Linked DNA regions of Homo sapiens: region 2 is linked to region 1. A link is a loop called in an ENCODE intact Hi-C map of the cell type or tissue named here. Cell type or tissue: natural killer cell. All regions are shown on one strand. Links, peaks and the distances in the headings refer to the core of each region. The heading gives the core; the rest is flanking DNA.

Region 1 (8,344 bases), core at 323-8,322:
GGCTGAGGTGGGAGGATCGCCTGGGAGGCAGAAATTGCTTTACGCTGAGGTGCCAAGGTCCTGCCACTGCACTCCAGCCTGGGTGACAGAGCAAAACTCTGTCTCAAAAAACAAAAACAGCCACCCCCCCCAAAACAAACAAACAAACAAACAAAAACAGCAGTGGTTCTCATAAGCCTGACCTCCACCTGCACTACTGAATCCATTTCCAGGAGTTGGCATGTGTCTTCATAAAGCTCCTTCAGGGGTACATTCCTGGTTACAGGCTACTGAAGTAAAAGATACATTATTTTTAATATTGAATTTAAAATTTAATTATGAGAGATAAAATATGTCTATACAAACAACTTGAGATTGCAGTCAGCATATTACCTGGGAGCTTTATAAAGAATATAATCATACCATCAATTCTTGGTTATTTTTAATATCAGAGGAAACAGTAATACCCAGAATAATACCTGCAATAGAACCTTGAATTTGTCTATATCAAGTCATAGGGGCCAAGTCATGTCTTTAAAGATATTTCAATGTTTACGAAAATCCTGATATGCTACATTTTTCCCCTCAGTGAGCAGTTTTAGGAAAGTCACTCATTCATGTCTCTGAATTTCTGCTGAGTTTTGGGCCTTGTCCTAGGTGATGGGAATATAGTGCAGACAAAAGCCATGGCCCCTTTTGCCTTTGATAAGCCCCTGAAAATACATAGACTGTTGCCTAAGAGGCCTGCTTTTTGTGGGTGGTAAAAAGTACCACCTAGTTACCTGTCCGTGCAGAAGTGGGAAAGAGGATTTGGTTTAACAAAGCTAGTGATAGAGCATAGAAAATTAACTGTGTTTTACGTTTAAGCTCACATGTAGAAATTCTACACAATTCTTGGAACCTGGGATTATATTTTTGAGAGGCATTAACATCAACAAAATAAATTCTGCATGATTGAAAGATTCATAACACTCAATCTCAGTCTTCTGAATTTTATTTTTCTATTTAAATAGTGGGGAACATTGATTTTGGTCATTTGCCATTTTAATGGTGTGATCTTTTCTTTTTCCATCTCTGATAGTCATAGCATGTTAGCTCCCGACCTATGGGGCGGATTCAAACAAAGCTTTTTTTAGCCTAAGTTTCCTAGATATGGAAATTAGAGTATTCTGTATTTTTGTACTAGAAGTTTTGAGATTTGAGTTCAAAGGGAAGAGGTAACAGTAAAAAGGAAAAATGAGCCCTAGCACAATAAATTCTTTTTATAAATTCTGTTTTGGTGGAGGAAATAAATAGTATCTGAAATTTAGTTGGCATTTAAATTCATTCAGTTGACTCAATCTCTCTCAGCTAATAGTTCAAATATACATGTTGACAATTCCATGAGCAGCCATGAAAGCTTTATATAAGGTATATACTGACTTGATCCATATCTAATTTTATAAATAAACATACCCACAGTATGTACATTTCATATACCTAAACTAGATTTATTTCTTCCTTCCTCCCTTCCTCCCTTCCTTTCTTTCTTTCTGTTCTGGGGTACATGTGCAGAACTTGGATATTTGTTACAAAATGTGGAGGTCTGACACAGAGTCTTGCTTGGTCACCCAGGCTGGAGTGCAGTGGTGCAACCTCGGCTCACTGCAACCTCCACCTCCCAGGTTCAAGCGATTCTCCTGCCTCAGCCTCCTGAGTAGCTGAGATTACAGGTGTCTGCCACCACACCTGGCTAATATCCGTATTTTTAGTAGAGACGGTTTCACCATGTTGGCCAGCCTGGTCTCGAACTCCTGAACTTCAGTGATCCACCTGCCTTGGCCTCCCAAAGTGCTGGGATTACAAGCGTGAGCCAACGTGCCTGGCCTAGATTTCTTTTTGTTAAAATCAGTTTTATTGAGGTATGGTTTATATGCAGTACAATTTGCCCTATTTAGTTTTATAGCTCTATGAATTTTGACAATGTACATAAGTCATATACCGGTACCACAGTCAAGATACAGAATATTTCTGTCACCCTCAACAGTTCCTTGTCTTCCTTTGTAGTCAACCCCCTCCCCTCATTTCCAGCCCCTAGAACTGATAGGATTTCTGTGCCTTCTGTTTTGCCTTTTCCATTATGTCACATATAAATGGAATCATACAGAGTCATGGAGTCAGTCTTATTTTGTTCAGCCTAATGCTTTTAGGTTCATCCATGTTGTCACATATATCAGAAATTCAGACCTTTTTTGTTGCTGAGTAGCATTCCATTATATGGATATACTATACCATTCCATTACATGGATTTATCCATTCACACATTGATGGACATTATTTGGGTTTTCAATATTTGGTGAATGATAAAACTGCTATATATATTTGCATAGAAGTTTTAAAATAGACACATATCTTCATTTCTCTTGGGTAAATGCCTAGGAATGGGATTACTGGATCATGTGATAAGTGTATGTTTATAGAAACTGCTAAACTATCTTCCGAAGTGGCTAAACTTTTGCATTCCCACCAGCAATATATGAGAGTTGTAGTCGCTCCATGTTCTCATCAACACTTGGTATTATTGGTGGTTTTTGTTTTGTTTTGTTGTGGTGGTGTCACATTAATTTGCATTTCCCTATTGAGTATTGATGTTGAGATATTTTCATGTACTTTTTTTGCCATCTGTATGACTTCTTTAGTGAAGTGTCTATTCAGATTTGACCATTTAAAAAACTGGATTGTTTTCCTATTTTTGAGTTGTGAAAGTGCTTTATGTAGTCTGGATAGCAGTGTGTGGACTTATTTTAATCCTCATAATCTGTGTGGTAGATACTATTAGGCTAAATGATAGATAAATAAGTTATGATGCAGGATTGTTAAGTAATTGCCCAAGATTACATAGCTAATAGGTAGCAGAGCTGGGATTGAAACCCAAGTAGATTGACTAGAACCTGTGTCAAACTGTTTGCCTTTTTTTTTCTCTTTGATCCTCTCATATGCAGAGATTGACTTATTGGGGCTGTAAATAGAACAAGGATCCAGTTCCTGTAGGTGATAGAATAATGCTAATAGGGATACCCCTGGGCAGAGGGATAATATATTGTAATGGCAGCTCTGGAGTCATCTCCTTAGGAACAGCTAAGATATTTGTTTCTGTTGAAGAGGTGTAATTATTTTCCCTTTAATTCTCTTCACATTACTGGTGGCCAGAGTACTTCCTTTAAATTATGTTTGGAATATTTGCCATTATTAAGTAATGAGGTGCATTATATAAATGGATTTTCTCAATAGCAGAAGCTTATCCTTTTAGATACCTGTTCTACATAAAACATCTCACACACTTGATGTTACACACTTTGGCTTTCGAAGGCCTGTCTTAAACTAATGCTGACTTGGAGACACTTAGTGTATGGTAATATACTTAGGGAATATTACAACTTACTGACCTTATATAATGGCTTCATATCTGAATACTTTTAAAGTTATGTTTATTTTTAGTTTTGTAAGGTGGGTTTTTTTAATGTCATTATCAGCTATTTCACTTTTTCTGACATCCTTTTATAATACTGTTGCCCTCTTTTACCTGTTACAGTTTTTATTTCTAATTAGCCAAAAGAAGATAATCAAATTGTTAGGTTTACATTCATGTTATCTAAAATAAATTTCAGATATGGAAAATTACCTGGGGGGAACTTTCCAGGGAACAAGTGAATCTCCCGTGACTGCTCAGCGGACCTTGTTTCTTGGTGCATGGGCTCTGAATAGTCATTTTGTGTAAGTGAACTAAAGTAAGCTAAATATGACATTTGACAGGAGAAAACATGGTCTATATTTCTTTTTAATAAATTTTTAATTAACAGTTTGTAAAACCATGGAGATTATTTTTCAGTAAAAGGATAAACCAAGCAATCTTCAGTGTAAGGAATAAATAGACAGCAGGCAGAAAGTTGGTTCACAATCATTGCTGTTTTGCAGCATTTTGTAAAGTTCCTAAGTCAGTGACAGCTTGTGCTCTCAACTATGCCTCTGGTAAGCCAGAATAAACTCCCAACTAATTAACTAAAGGGAGAAAACCTTGCTAAATCCTATTTACTTTTTGTAAGATACCAGGACGAAGGCTATCTATTGAGTTGCATTTATCATTTCAAGCGCTTTGGAAGTACTTAGTGCTTTCAAGCCATTTTGATTAATTTAAGCTCTTAGAATAAATTAATAAGTATTCACCCAGAGGCCAGAATAAGTAGGTGTAGTAATATTTCAGTGGCTTGGGCACTTTGTCAGATGTATTCTGACTTGGAAGGCAGAGCTTCACTGGCCACAGTTGTCCCCTTAGGTTGGCCTTGCCACAATTGCAGTGGAGCTGTAGCAGGGTGCCTGGCACAAGAGGCTTGAAATACATGTAGAAAATTTTGCTTGAAAGGTAAGTCAAACTGTAGCTATCATTTGGAAGTAGTAGAGTTATGAACTATGATCGTACCAATACTTTTTTAAAAGGGTTTTATCAAGCTTGCAGTTTATTTAAAATCATTTTGCTTTGTTGGACTTTAAATTCCTAACATTGGAGTGTGGGTTTTTAAAAATTCTGTAAACCAGTTTAATTCACACTTATTTTTCCACTGAACTTTGAATTTTCTAGTGGATTTTATCTGTTTAGTGAACTTACAGATCTGCATCTGGCTTTGTAGTTTGCTAGCCTTTCCAGACTACATAGCAATATATCTCTTTCATATGAGGGTTAATGAGTAGCCAGATTACACTCACCAGTCCATTGTTACATTAAGAGCCACAGAGTTTGCTATCTCCCTTCCATCCCCTTTCATACTTTTTTCCTTTCACAGTTTTATTTGATATAGTAAAGCAACTTTTAAAAATTGAGATTTTTATATTTTAAAACAATATATAGTTTTTAATTTTGCTCCCTTGTAGGTTCTTACTCTATTTTATTGTTAGTTTTAAATTATGGCAATTAATATGAGCTTAGTAATGGTCTAATCAAGGTAGATCTTGCTCCTTGCCTCTTCATCCCCACTTTCCTATACCGTTTTTACCTGCAGATTTGCATGTTTGACCTAGCAGAATAATTGGGTCCACAGCAACATGGGCGTGCCTCCCTTAGAAACACTTGGTTTCATGTATGACTCATAAGCTGAAGCACAGACACCACTTCCCCAATCTACAGGAGCCATTTTAACAGCTAAAACTTGTCGGATTGCTTTTTATTTTCAAGCTCAAAAGACGATAGAGAAAGAATACTTGAAGGTAACTTGTTACAATTTTGTATGTTTGCTTCTGGCTTTTTCTTGAGCTGATAAACAGAGGGTGGTTCTTACCTGTTGAAGAACATGGCTGAATGTGTTCTTTAACCCTCTGATAAAATGTGTGTGGTCAGTCACATGCCTGATTGAACTTAATTGCTAGGGGGAAACAAAGCACTGAAATTCTGGAAAGTTTTAGATCTTCTTGCTAAAGCATTTTGTATGTCTTTGTGATTTTTTTTCTATGTAATTTAAGAATAAAAGAGGTTTTTTGTTTGTTTATTTGTTTTTAAGTACCACAAAGCAAACTAAGGTCAAATTTTAATTTAAAAAACCTAATTGTATTTTTTGGGGTAGTTGAAGTTACAGTTAAGTAAACCGTATTATTCCTGTGTGATATAGATGTTAAATATCCAGGGGCAGTGGCTTTGTTTTGGCATTTTAGCTAAGGGTGAAGTTTTGGGACAACTCAGCCATAGGTGTTGCTCATTGACTGTTATTTATTTATTTTTTTCTCCCTCTCTGTTTTTTAAAGTTAATGAAATTATATTAAATGTTTCATTTTGGAAACCCAATGGAAATTTAAATGAATTGTTATTTAGATAATAAGTAAAAATGAATATTAGATTATTTAGATAACAAGTAAAAGTGAATATTAAATAGAGGAAGAAAGACTAGAATGATTCATTTACTATTAGAAAAAAATGAAGTTTTATAATTCACACTGAAAACTTGTTCTGAGTAACAACCTTAGAAGTAAAGCTGTCTTCTAAGGAAACGTAGTTATTTCAATTTTGTGTAAAAAGAAAAAGTGATGAGTATTGGCCTTCCTTTTGTATTACTGTTCTTAAAATTTGCCTGCCTTGAATTAAAAACCTTCTGTAAATGAAAAGATTGCTCAGTCTTTTCCTGAAGTACTTGTCATTGTAGTTATGAGATTTTGGCTGGCAAGTATACATCCTACTGTGCCTTAAAGTTCTAGGTGCTCTGTAAAGATGAGTGCAGTAGTATTTTATTTCTGAAACATATTTATGAAGATAAAATTGGAATATGCAGTGATTCCAAAAAATAAAGTTTTTGGATATAAAACTTGCCAAATCATTTCTTGTTGACCAAAATGATATTTAGCTAGTTCTTTGAGAATTTGCTATGCACTTACTAAGTGCTTGAAGGCCTGTCAGATTAAAGGGAAGAGACAAAGGCAATCAGTTATTATTTCTTACTCTTTTGTAAGGATTGTTGATATTAACAGATCTCAATTTTGCGGTCTTACAAGAAAGACACAGCGGACATTTTACCAATTCAGCTGAGCCATTTGCTATCATCTTTGTTTGCATATTGCTGGTTTAGTCAGCCTTTGAGTAAGCAAAAGCTGTATTTACTTCTAGTCTGGTCTGTGTGAAAAATCTAATGAAGACTTTTCTATTTTTTTTTTTAACTTTTTTAAGGTGGTGATCCATAAGAGAAAAATCAAGAGGCACACAAATAAGCGGCATAATTAAGATCTTATTTATTAAAGAGAAGTAGAGGAATTTGGTTTCTTAAATTTAAGAAGCTGGTACAGTTAAAGTAGTATAGATATTGTTTATGTATTTTCTTACGTGATAGAGACTGAAGTGGAGTTTCAAGGAGAAGGGAGAAGGGGGGGTAAAAAGAAGAGAACCAAGAAAAGACCAGAACAATTTATTAAGTATTTCCCTCTCCACGTTTTTCCTTCCATAAGATTGAATGTAAGTTTGAACTGACCCATCAGAATTAAATTTAGAATTAGTGATTTATAGAACTTTAGTGCTGAAAGTGACTGAAGATTGTCCAACTGCCTCACTTTTATAGATGAAGAAACAGTGGCCCACAGAGGTCCTGTGATTTGCTTGAGGTCATGCAGTACCTAATGGCAGGGCTTCGCAGTCTGGAACTGCTTGTGCCAGTCACAAGTGATGCTTTGTTTGAAATGCTCTATATTTCCTTAAGAGTAAATAAAACCTTAATTAAGATGTTTGGTGATAATCTTGGTGATAAGTTGCAACCAAATGGATCAACCAATGATTTTGAAAATGTAGTTTTCTTTTTCATCAGAAAGATGATGCATTCATTTTATTTCTACAACAACTTTTTGTTTTTCACTGTTAGAATTTTTTTGTTCATGACTGCTTATTTTAAGATGGCTTTAGATGGAAATATGAAGAGGTGGGAATTAAATTTGAGCTTCTAGATACAAAGACAGTTTTATTTCTGCTTTAGTTTTAGCTCATATATATATATATATATATATATATATATATATTTTTTTTTTTTTTTTTTTTTTTTTTTTTTTTTTGAGACGGAGTTTCACTCTTGTTGCCCATGCTGGAGTGCAATGGTGCAATCTCGGCTCACTGCAACTTCCGTCTCCCGGGTTCAAGCAATTCTCCTGCCTCAGCCTCCCAAGTAGCTGGGATTACAGGCATGCGCCACCACGCCCAGCTAATTTTGTATTTTTAGTAGAGACAGGGTTTCTCCATGTTGGTTAGGCTGGTCCTGAACTCCCGACCTTGGGTGATCCGCTCACCTCGGCCTCCCAAAGTCCTGTGATTACAGGCACAAGCCACCGTGCCCATCCTTGCCTCATATTCTTTTAGGAGGGCAAATATTGTTTAATGTGATACCTTGTTATACTAAAATATGTGTATGTGTAAAACTTTGCATGTGACTTTACAAAATCCAGAGGTGTCTAAGCTTTAACATTACACTTATCTTAAATTTGACCTTATTATAAGATAGTAATCTCATTTTATTTATCTTTGTCACATCTTCTCCTCCTCCTTTGAAATAAGAGAATTGTTTGGTATATACAAAATCTTTTGTCTGTTAACTTTTTGGTGTGTTTTATTGGGGTGGTTGGAAATTCTCTAGGTCTGAAATTCAGATTTTTAATGGTTTATGCATAACTGCTGAATCTCCTAAATTTCTGAGTGCCCTAACTCAATTCGGTGCGAAATCGTCCACAGTGTGGCCATCATTGTCCTAAAAAACAAAAAGCACAAAAGGCTAGGAACATGGGCTTTATCTTCATAAACTTAAATTCCTGTTGGGAAAACAGGGCTTGTTAACAAGTGAAGTAAAGAACAGAACCAACCACTGACTAGGTAAAT
Region 2 (8,344 bases), core at 249-8,248, 51 kb after region 1:
CAATCACCTAGAATAGCCTTCCTGGGTAAAAAAAAAAAAAGGAAATTAGCACCTCTGTTGCTTCTAAAAATAACTTAAAAAAATTTCCCCTAACATTTGACACCTTTGATGTGTCTTAGTTTTGCTATGTGATCTTGAAAATTTTTGTCTCCTTTCCATTTCAGTGAACACATAGCACATAAAAGATAGGCAGTTATATAAACAGTTAGTGTAACTGGCCTTTTTTAAAAAAGAGGGTCATTTTCAACATATTTAGAGAGTACTGATGAAAATAATTGTTTGTGTGTGTTTTAGAAATAGTAACCAAAATTCTCAATATTAGAGCAATTCTTCTTTTGGAAAATTGCCAAGGAATTGTTGTTAGAAATGCTACATTATAATATTTTGACTGGTAAAACATTTGTAAGCTGACCCATTTAACCTGTTCCCACTAAATGTGATGTTGAAAGTACTGAAGATACGAGACCAGGAAACTTATCAGCAGGATGATGCGAAGATTAAAGTTAGGAAAGAAGCTTCCCTCCTAAAAGGTGATCTTTTAGGTGACAGTTTAATGATTTATTATATTTTATGGTTTTACATGATTTCTGCATTTGCCCTATTCTACTTTATTTTGTGGCATATGCAAAATAAAAACAAGAACTTTTAGAACAAAATTCCATTGTTCTGTTGGAAAGGAGCTACTGGGAAGCCCAGCTATCTGTAATCTCCTCCCTCCCCTTTCCTACCTCAACACACACATTCGGAAATAATGTATTATTTAAAGACTTAGGTGGGAGATGATTTTTTAAACAGTGATTGATTAGTGTGTGTTCAGTCCACTGCCCACAACTTTGACATAACATTTAATCATGAAAACTGATGTTTGTCAATCAAGAGTCTGTGTGATATGGCATTAAAAAAACATCAATTTGGGAGCCTGGCTCTAGCTGTGTAACTTTAGACAAGTTTTTACATATCATTGAGCTTTATTTCTTTCACAAAAATAACAGAATTACCTCCCAAGGTTATGAGCATTAAATGCTTATGCAATGCATTTACCTATAGCATGGTACATGGAACAGTCCTCATATTAATGACCTGAGATAAATCAAGAAAAAGCTTTAATAGCTCTTGTCTTACACTGGATAATCTCTATTATCCAACTGGGTAAGTGAGGTGATGAAAGTGATTTTTGTGACTTGCATACCAGTTATACAAATTCATTCAGATCGTTTTGTTTTGTTCTGTTGTCACATTTTTCCTTTGATAATCCAGAATGGCTGTCTTGATTCTAGAATAAGCCAATAAACTTGTGACTCAGGATTTTAAAAATCTGGTGGACTTATGCCGTAAGGGAGCATTTTCCTTTAACATTTGTTTCGACATAGTTTGCCCTGGCGTTGTTCAGTTTTTTTGGAGTACCACTAATTTCTCCCATACCTATGAGCAGGTAGTATGAATTTTCCATTCTGGGAGAGACTCTATTGTAGCTAAACTGCCTGTATTCAAGGATGCCTTACCTCATTTTATTCTTTGCTGTGTACATATTGTATAAGATTCTTGTCAAAGTCCATCTTTTCATAGCAGAAATTGCCCTTTATGATTTTTTAAAATTCTTTGAGTTATATGGAATCTGCATGTTTAAAACACTTACCTGTCTGGTAGTGACTACTCTGATATTTATTAATCTACTTAGTTTGTAAGTAAAGTAAACATTTACATCTGGTTAAAATTTACTATACCCCCCCCCAAAAAAAAACTACCTGTTTGTTTACCTCATAACTGATTCTGTTTACATATACCCACACATACACAACCCACCAATACTATTAAGCTTTTAATGTGGACATTCCAATAAGAAAACAGATCATTCTCATTGACTCTTACTTTTTGAGATGTATGGCCAAATTGTAATTTATCCTGGCTACAAAAAGAAGAATCTAGGCAAAGACTAAAGAAAGCCAATTGTCATGACACAGTTACACTAGGATTAGACTTTGTTAAAAAATAACTCCACAAGGATTTGCAATGGAATTTCAAACATTATCTTGGGGAATTCTGGAGAAAAGACCATTTTACTTAGACCTTTATGTTTTTGATGGTGCTGTGCAAGAGAGAAGCCAGGATTTTTTCAGAAACACTCAAATACTGGCCAGACGCAGTGGCGCATGCCTGCAATCACAACACTCTGGGAAGCCAAGGCAGAAAGATCGCTTGAGCCCAGGAGTTTGAGACTAGCCTGGGCAACATAGGGAGACCCCGTTTCTATTAAAAAAATAGCTGGGTGTTGTGGTGCCTGCCTGTGGTCCCATCTACTCAGGAGGCTGAGTTGGGAAGATCACTTGAGCCTGGGAGGTGGGGGCTGCAGTGAGTTGTGATCTTGCCACTGCACTGTAGCCTGGGTGACAGAGTAAGACCCTGTCTCAAAAAAAAAGAAAAAGAAAACAAACTTGTTTCAGCTGTAGGTCTAATACAGTGATCATTTAGAAGATAACTATCAATCTATATATAATATACATTTTTTATCCAAGCGTTAATTGAAATGAGACTTTCATTATGACTTAGTAATAAATTCTAAGTAGTTTATCTATAGGATCCTGTACTGGTAGTGGTTAAACTTGTGGACTCTAGAGTCAGATTGCTTGGGTTCAGATTTCAGCTTTTTCTGGCTGGGTGACTAGTATGTGTCAATAATATATAGCCTAGTGTTGTGGGGATTGAGTGGATAAAGCCATATGACGTCCTTAACATAGTAGCTGCTTCCGTCATCACTACATTAGGGGTACCACTGTATTCTATTTTATAGTTTATTATATTGAAAGACTCCCAAAGACAGAGACTAGAGAACACTTTTTACACAGCGCTGTAGTGAGTTTTTTTAGTTGAAAGTACATTGACCAGACACTTGAATCCTTTTTTCCCCTTAATTAAACCACATGTTTATCTATGTGACATTTATAGCAGGTACATAATCCATAAAAATGAGGATATTAGAGAACAAACGCCATTGGGAAGTGTAAGGAGGCTAATAGAGACAAGTATGTTTTCTTGGCACGGAGGTTAACATCCAAACATACTTGGCACGAAGATTAACATCCAAAGCAGCATCTTTGCATGTTAACCTCCATGCCAAGAAAACATTACTTGCCTTAGTCTTGAATACAATGTAAAGATAACACTGCCTAACATCTTGTACAGCTCTTTGTAGTTTACAGTCTTTTCTGTATACACTTGGATTCTTACAAGTCACTGTATGATAGAGATCGTATTTTTCCCGTTTTCTATAGTATAATGTTATCTTGAATTTATTACTAAGTGACTAGGAGACCTGTATTAGAATCTTTCACCTGTGATAGATTTGTAGGGCAAGCTTACAAAGGCATCCAGAGTAATTACTGTTCAAAGTAACCTAGCTGAATTACTAAATAAGTCTAGATTCCAGTTCTGATTTAGTAACACTCTTTTAGAGTATCAACTAGAGGATAATTTGTCTTTTAGCTGTTCGTTAATTTCCTCATTAATCTTGACGACACTTGATTTGTTTGTTTATATTTTAAGGGATGATGGGATAATGCAGAACAGTATAAGGATTTGCTATATCATTTGAGCTAATGCATTGAAATATTTTAAGTTTTTGGAATGGTAATAATGTAGATTTTTTTTTCTTTGAAAATGTGCCAGTAACAATGAAAGAAACTGAGGAAATTGCCAGGGAACAATCCCCACATGCACAAAACCTGTAGGCCCAGATAGTTTCGTGAGTGAGTGATTTTCAACTTTACCAGCCCGGGCAACATAGTAAGACTCTATCTCTACAAAAAATTTAAAAATTAGCATGATGTGGCAGCCTGTACCTCTGATCTCAGCTGCTTGGGAAGCGGAAGTGGGAGGATCTCAAGCCTAGGAGGTAGAGGCTACAGTGAGCCATGATTGTGCCACTGCACTCTAGCCTGGAGTCTCACTGACAGAGACCCTGTCTTAAAAATTTAATGAACTAATTTAAACAGTTTCGGTTCAGAGAGAGTTTCCTAATTCAGTTTTACAAAACTGACATAACACTGATACCAAAACCTGGCAGAATTTGCATACACACATATAAACACTAGGCTAATCTAAAAATTTATGTGCTGTTTAATAATTAATGAACACTTATTGTCTCTTACCCTTGCCAGGCCCTGCACGTGATATGCATTTTATATTTTCATCTTTAAAAGCCTGTATGGTGTGACAACTCTTGTTATCCCCATTTTACAAGTAAGGAAAACATGTATAATGAGGAATCTCAAAGAGGTTGAAGGAATGCATGTTACCCAGAAACACACAACTGTAAAGTGCCACTTGTATTGAAATTGACTGACCTGAGAGAGCCCAAACTCTTAACCATTATGCTAGGGTATAAGAGAGAAAAAGAACCATAAAGGAAAAAGAGAATATGGAAGACTATTAAGTAAATTGTCTTTTATACTGATTATATCTAGGATTAGTGCGATTTTTTACTTTTTCCCAAATACATTTATGTATAACATTTTTAAGAACTAGACTCATGTACTACACCTGTAGTCAGTAAAACTATGATGTTCTTATAATTTAGACCAATGTGTTGAGCAGTGGGTACTACAACTACATAAACTTTTCTGCCTGGTTGCTAAAACTGCTTTTTATTTTATAATAAGGAATAGGTCCCTGGGCGCAATGGCTCATGTCTGTAATCCCAGCACTTTGGGAGGCTGAGGCAGATGGACTGCTTAAGCCCAGGAGTTTGAGACCAGCCTGGGCAACATGACAAAACCCCATCTCTACAAAAAACACAAAAATTAGCTGGGTGTGGTGGCACATGCCTGTTCTCCCAGCTATTCATGTCGCTGAGGTGGAAAGATTGCTTGAGCCCCAGAGGTCAAGGCTGCAATGAGCTGTGATTGTGCCACTGTACTACAGCCTGGGCAACGGAGCAAGACCCTGTCTAAAAAAAAAAAAAAAAAGAATATAGAAAGTGTTTACAGGGAGCTTGAGTTAATCAACAGAAATATTTGGAGCTGTTTTAGTGGCATATTTTTTTAAAGTATGTGGAGAATTTGGCTATGAAGAATTCTTCACAGAAAACTTTGTACTGGGCTTTGGAAATCTATTGTACAATCCTAGCTTGCTTTGTGTAATACATCAATTCCTGAAATCATTTAAAATACACTTTGGAATTTAGAAATAGTAGAAACCATTGAGGAGGGGCACTATATGGAAAGGAAGCAATGATGTTTCATACTCTTGGAATATAAATATGTTCTGTATTATTTATTCCCAAAGATAATTATTAAAAATGTGCCATGGGGATTTGTTGAAAGGATTTCAACTTTTCACTTTGTTCACCAGTCACCCTAATTTTTTGTGTGTGTTTATCCATGTAGATGTACTGTGTGTAGCGATTTCCTTTAATTTTATCATGGTTTATATGAGGTAATGAAGGAATACCATCATAGTATTTTGAAGATGTTTTGAAGTTTTGTTTCTCCCATCAGATGGACCTCTGCTTTTTAAACTTCTTATTGAAGTGTAGCATTAATATAAAAATGTATGTCGGTAATAAGCATGCAGTTTATGAATTTTCACAAAGTGAACACACATATGTATCAACATTTGCTTTTAGTTGAAGCTAAATGTTGTTGCTAAGTGTGGATGGTTAAGGTTTGTTCACCTATGTTTTGAAAAGACTATTCTCATTAAAAATAAAACAAAATCAAATCCCAACAAAGCTTAAAGGTTAAAGAAAGCAAAAGAAATAATAAATAAAGCAAAAAATAATTAATAAACAAAAAGGACAAGGCATGGTGGCTCACACCTATAATCCCAGCACTTTGGGAGGCCGAGGCAGGAGAGGATTGCTTGAGCCTAGGAGTTTGCGACCAGCCTGGGCAACATAGAGAGACCTCATCTCTACAAAAAAAAAAAAATTAGCCAGACATGGTGGCATACGCCTATAGTCCCAGCTACTTGGGAGACTGAGGCAGGAGGATTGCATGAGCCCAGGAGTTCACAGATGCAGTGAGCTGTGATCACGCCACTGCACTCCAGCGAGGCGACAGAGCAAGACCCTGTCTCAAAAAAATAAAAACAAAACCATGCCTGTCCATGTGAGATTGTAGTAAGTCAGTTTTTGAGAGTGTTTATTTCTATCCGTATCAAATATTGAAGGGCTTTAATCATCAAAACATTTTATTTATTGCTTACTATATGCCATGCATTATCACAAATGATTTATTTACACATTATTCTTACAACAATTCCAGAAGATACTATTATTCTTATTTTGAATAGATGTAGGAACTAAAGCTTAGAGAGGCTGGATAACTTGCATGAGTTCAAATACCCAGGCCATGGTGGAGTCCTACCTTAAATAAGAACCTGAGTTTTTACTGTTACACCCTGTTCACCATGTGTGTATGTAGTGCATTTGCTGCATGGTAAGGTACTGTCAGATCGTGTTGTAATAGAGTAAGGTGCTGGGTTTTTGTTTTTTAAATCAAATGTAAAAGGAAGTGATTTCAAGAATAATTCAGAAGTCCTCAAAGCAGTGTCTTCATAGGATAAGGCTTTGGGGCCTCAGTCTGATTTGAAGGCTGGGCACAGGGATTTGTCTCAAAGATGTGTTTTCATAGCAAGTGCAGTGTTTAATTTGTGTGCTTATTGGACAGGCTTTGGAGTCAGGGGAGCTGTTGAAGACTGTGGGAGGAGTAAGGCACCAGACCCCTCTTGGTGTTTTCTTGCCTTGATGCAAAGATGTTGCGTGAACTACTCGAAGGTGTGCTCATTTTGCACCTGTCTTTAAAAAGTAGTGTCTGCTTTGGAAAAATGCTAGAGACTAAATTTAACTTGCTTTTTGTTTTGGGAAAATATTTTGTAGGTATTTCATTTTAAGCTATTTTAGAGAGGATTTTGATGGGATGTTTCACAATCACCATATACCAGATTGAGTTCTGCTATTAGAGAAACTTGGTAAACAAGTTATATGAAAGTTCTTGTGCTTTTTGATACCCAAAAACTTGATGAACAAAATTATTAATGAAGTTGGAATAATGATTCATGGTTTCTGAAATATCCACATAGGACCTTGGATTGTGGTATGTGGAACAAGCAAGCCTAGTTAGGGGAGTCACATAATGTCCTGCTTACATTGGTCGCTTTCCTTCTCTTTTTAACTTGATGGTATTGCCACATACGTGATCAACCACAAGTGGAAACTATATCGTGGACAATGTTGAAATTTGGGGAACTGTGACTCTCTTCTGCTAAAACTTGGTTTGAATTTTATTATTGCTCCAAAAATGTTTGCTGAAATTTTGCTTTCAACATATATCCTAAATTTATCTATAATTAATAGAAAGGGGAAATCTCTTTGGAGCTGTTAAGACCTTCAAGAAAGTTATGAAACAATTGAAAATTACTTTATCACTGCAGTAATTTGCTTCTAGATATTGAAGCTTTGGAAACCCTGATCTTTGATAGATTTTAGTTCCAGGAGATCTTCCCTCTCTTGTTCCCATGGTTTGTGGTTTATTTTGGTTCTGTTCAAAAACCAAAGGGGAAAATAATCTGCAAGTGACAAATAGCAAAAGATCTAATAATATAAAAATGTAATTGTTTGAATTACTAATATCCCAGATCTTAGCAAGAATAATTAGAGCTGACTCAACTTAGGGAATGCAGTTTTGAATGTTGTCATTCTTCAGAGCGGTGGTCCTGAAGCCTGGATGCAAATTGGACCCACCTGGGGAGCTTTAATATTAGGCTCTGGTCACACCCCCAGATAGTCTGATTTATTTTATCCCATGTGGGGTCAAATATTGATATTCTTAAATGTTTCCCACTGTACAGCGAAAATTGATAAGCACCAGTAGAATTTAATTAGATTTCATGATGCAAATAAAAGAAAAGATGCTTAATCTAATTATTTAAATGATGAGAGTTTTTAGAAGTGTTTGGAAGGTTTGGAAGGTCATTTTTTAAAGTAGCAGCCAGTCAAATGGAATGTAATGTTTTTGTTAAGGCATCAAAGAAGCATTGAAACCTTCATTTCTTTTTTTTTTTCTTTGAGATGAAATCTTGCTCTATCACCCAGGTTGGAGTGCAGTGGCATAATCTGGGCTCATTGCAGCCTCTGCCTACCAGATTCAAGCTTCTCATGCCTCAGGCTCCTGAGTAGCTAGGATTACAGGTGCACACCACCACACCCAGCTAATTTTTTTATTTTTTAGTAGAGATGAGGTTTCTTCATGTTGGCCAGGCTGGTCTCGAACTCCTGACCTCAGGTGATCCACCCGCTTCGGCCTCCCAAAGTGCTGGGGTTACAGGTGTGAGCCACTGCACCCGGCCA

What was found. A loop is a pair of places that touch in the nucleus more often than their neighbours do. Peaks named below come from ENCODE experiments on the same cell type or tissue, not always from the same donor. Only the 100,000 strongest peaks of a DNase experiment are listed, where the experiment ranks them.
Region 2: a loop joins it to region 1, with 2.2 times the contacts of the local background. A loop is called at or near these places in 15 of 110 quality-filtered maps.

Annotation. Positions count from the first base shown.
Region 1 is chr13:41,016,101-41,024,444 of GRCh38, reverse strand. It overlaps ELF1 (E74 like ETS transcription factor 1), which reads left to right and starts at 5,129. Exons shown (of 9, transcript NM_172373.4): 1 at 5,129-5,217. RefSeq lists an enhancer at 5,135-5,244. In natural killer cell, for the core only: no CTCF peak of the experiment used is centred there; DNase peaks (open chromatin) are centred at 5,094, 6,154, 6,504 and 7,094; H3K4me3 peaks cover 3,319 bases; H3K27ac peaks cover 3,639 bases.
Region 2 is chr13:40,965,339-40,973,682 of GRCh38, reverse strand. All of the region lies in intron 2 of ELF1 (E74 like ETS transcription factor 1), which reads left to right. Among named protein-coding and RNA genes, the nearest start is that of ELF1, 50 kb to the left of the region's middle. In natural killer cell, for the core only: no CTCF peak of the experiment used is centred there; a DNase peak (open chromatin) is centred at 3,872; H3K27ac peaks cover 1,247 bases.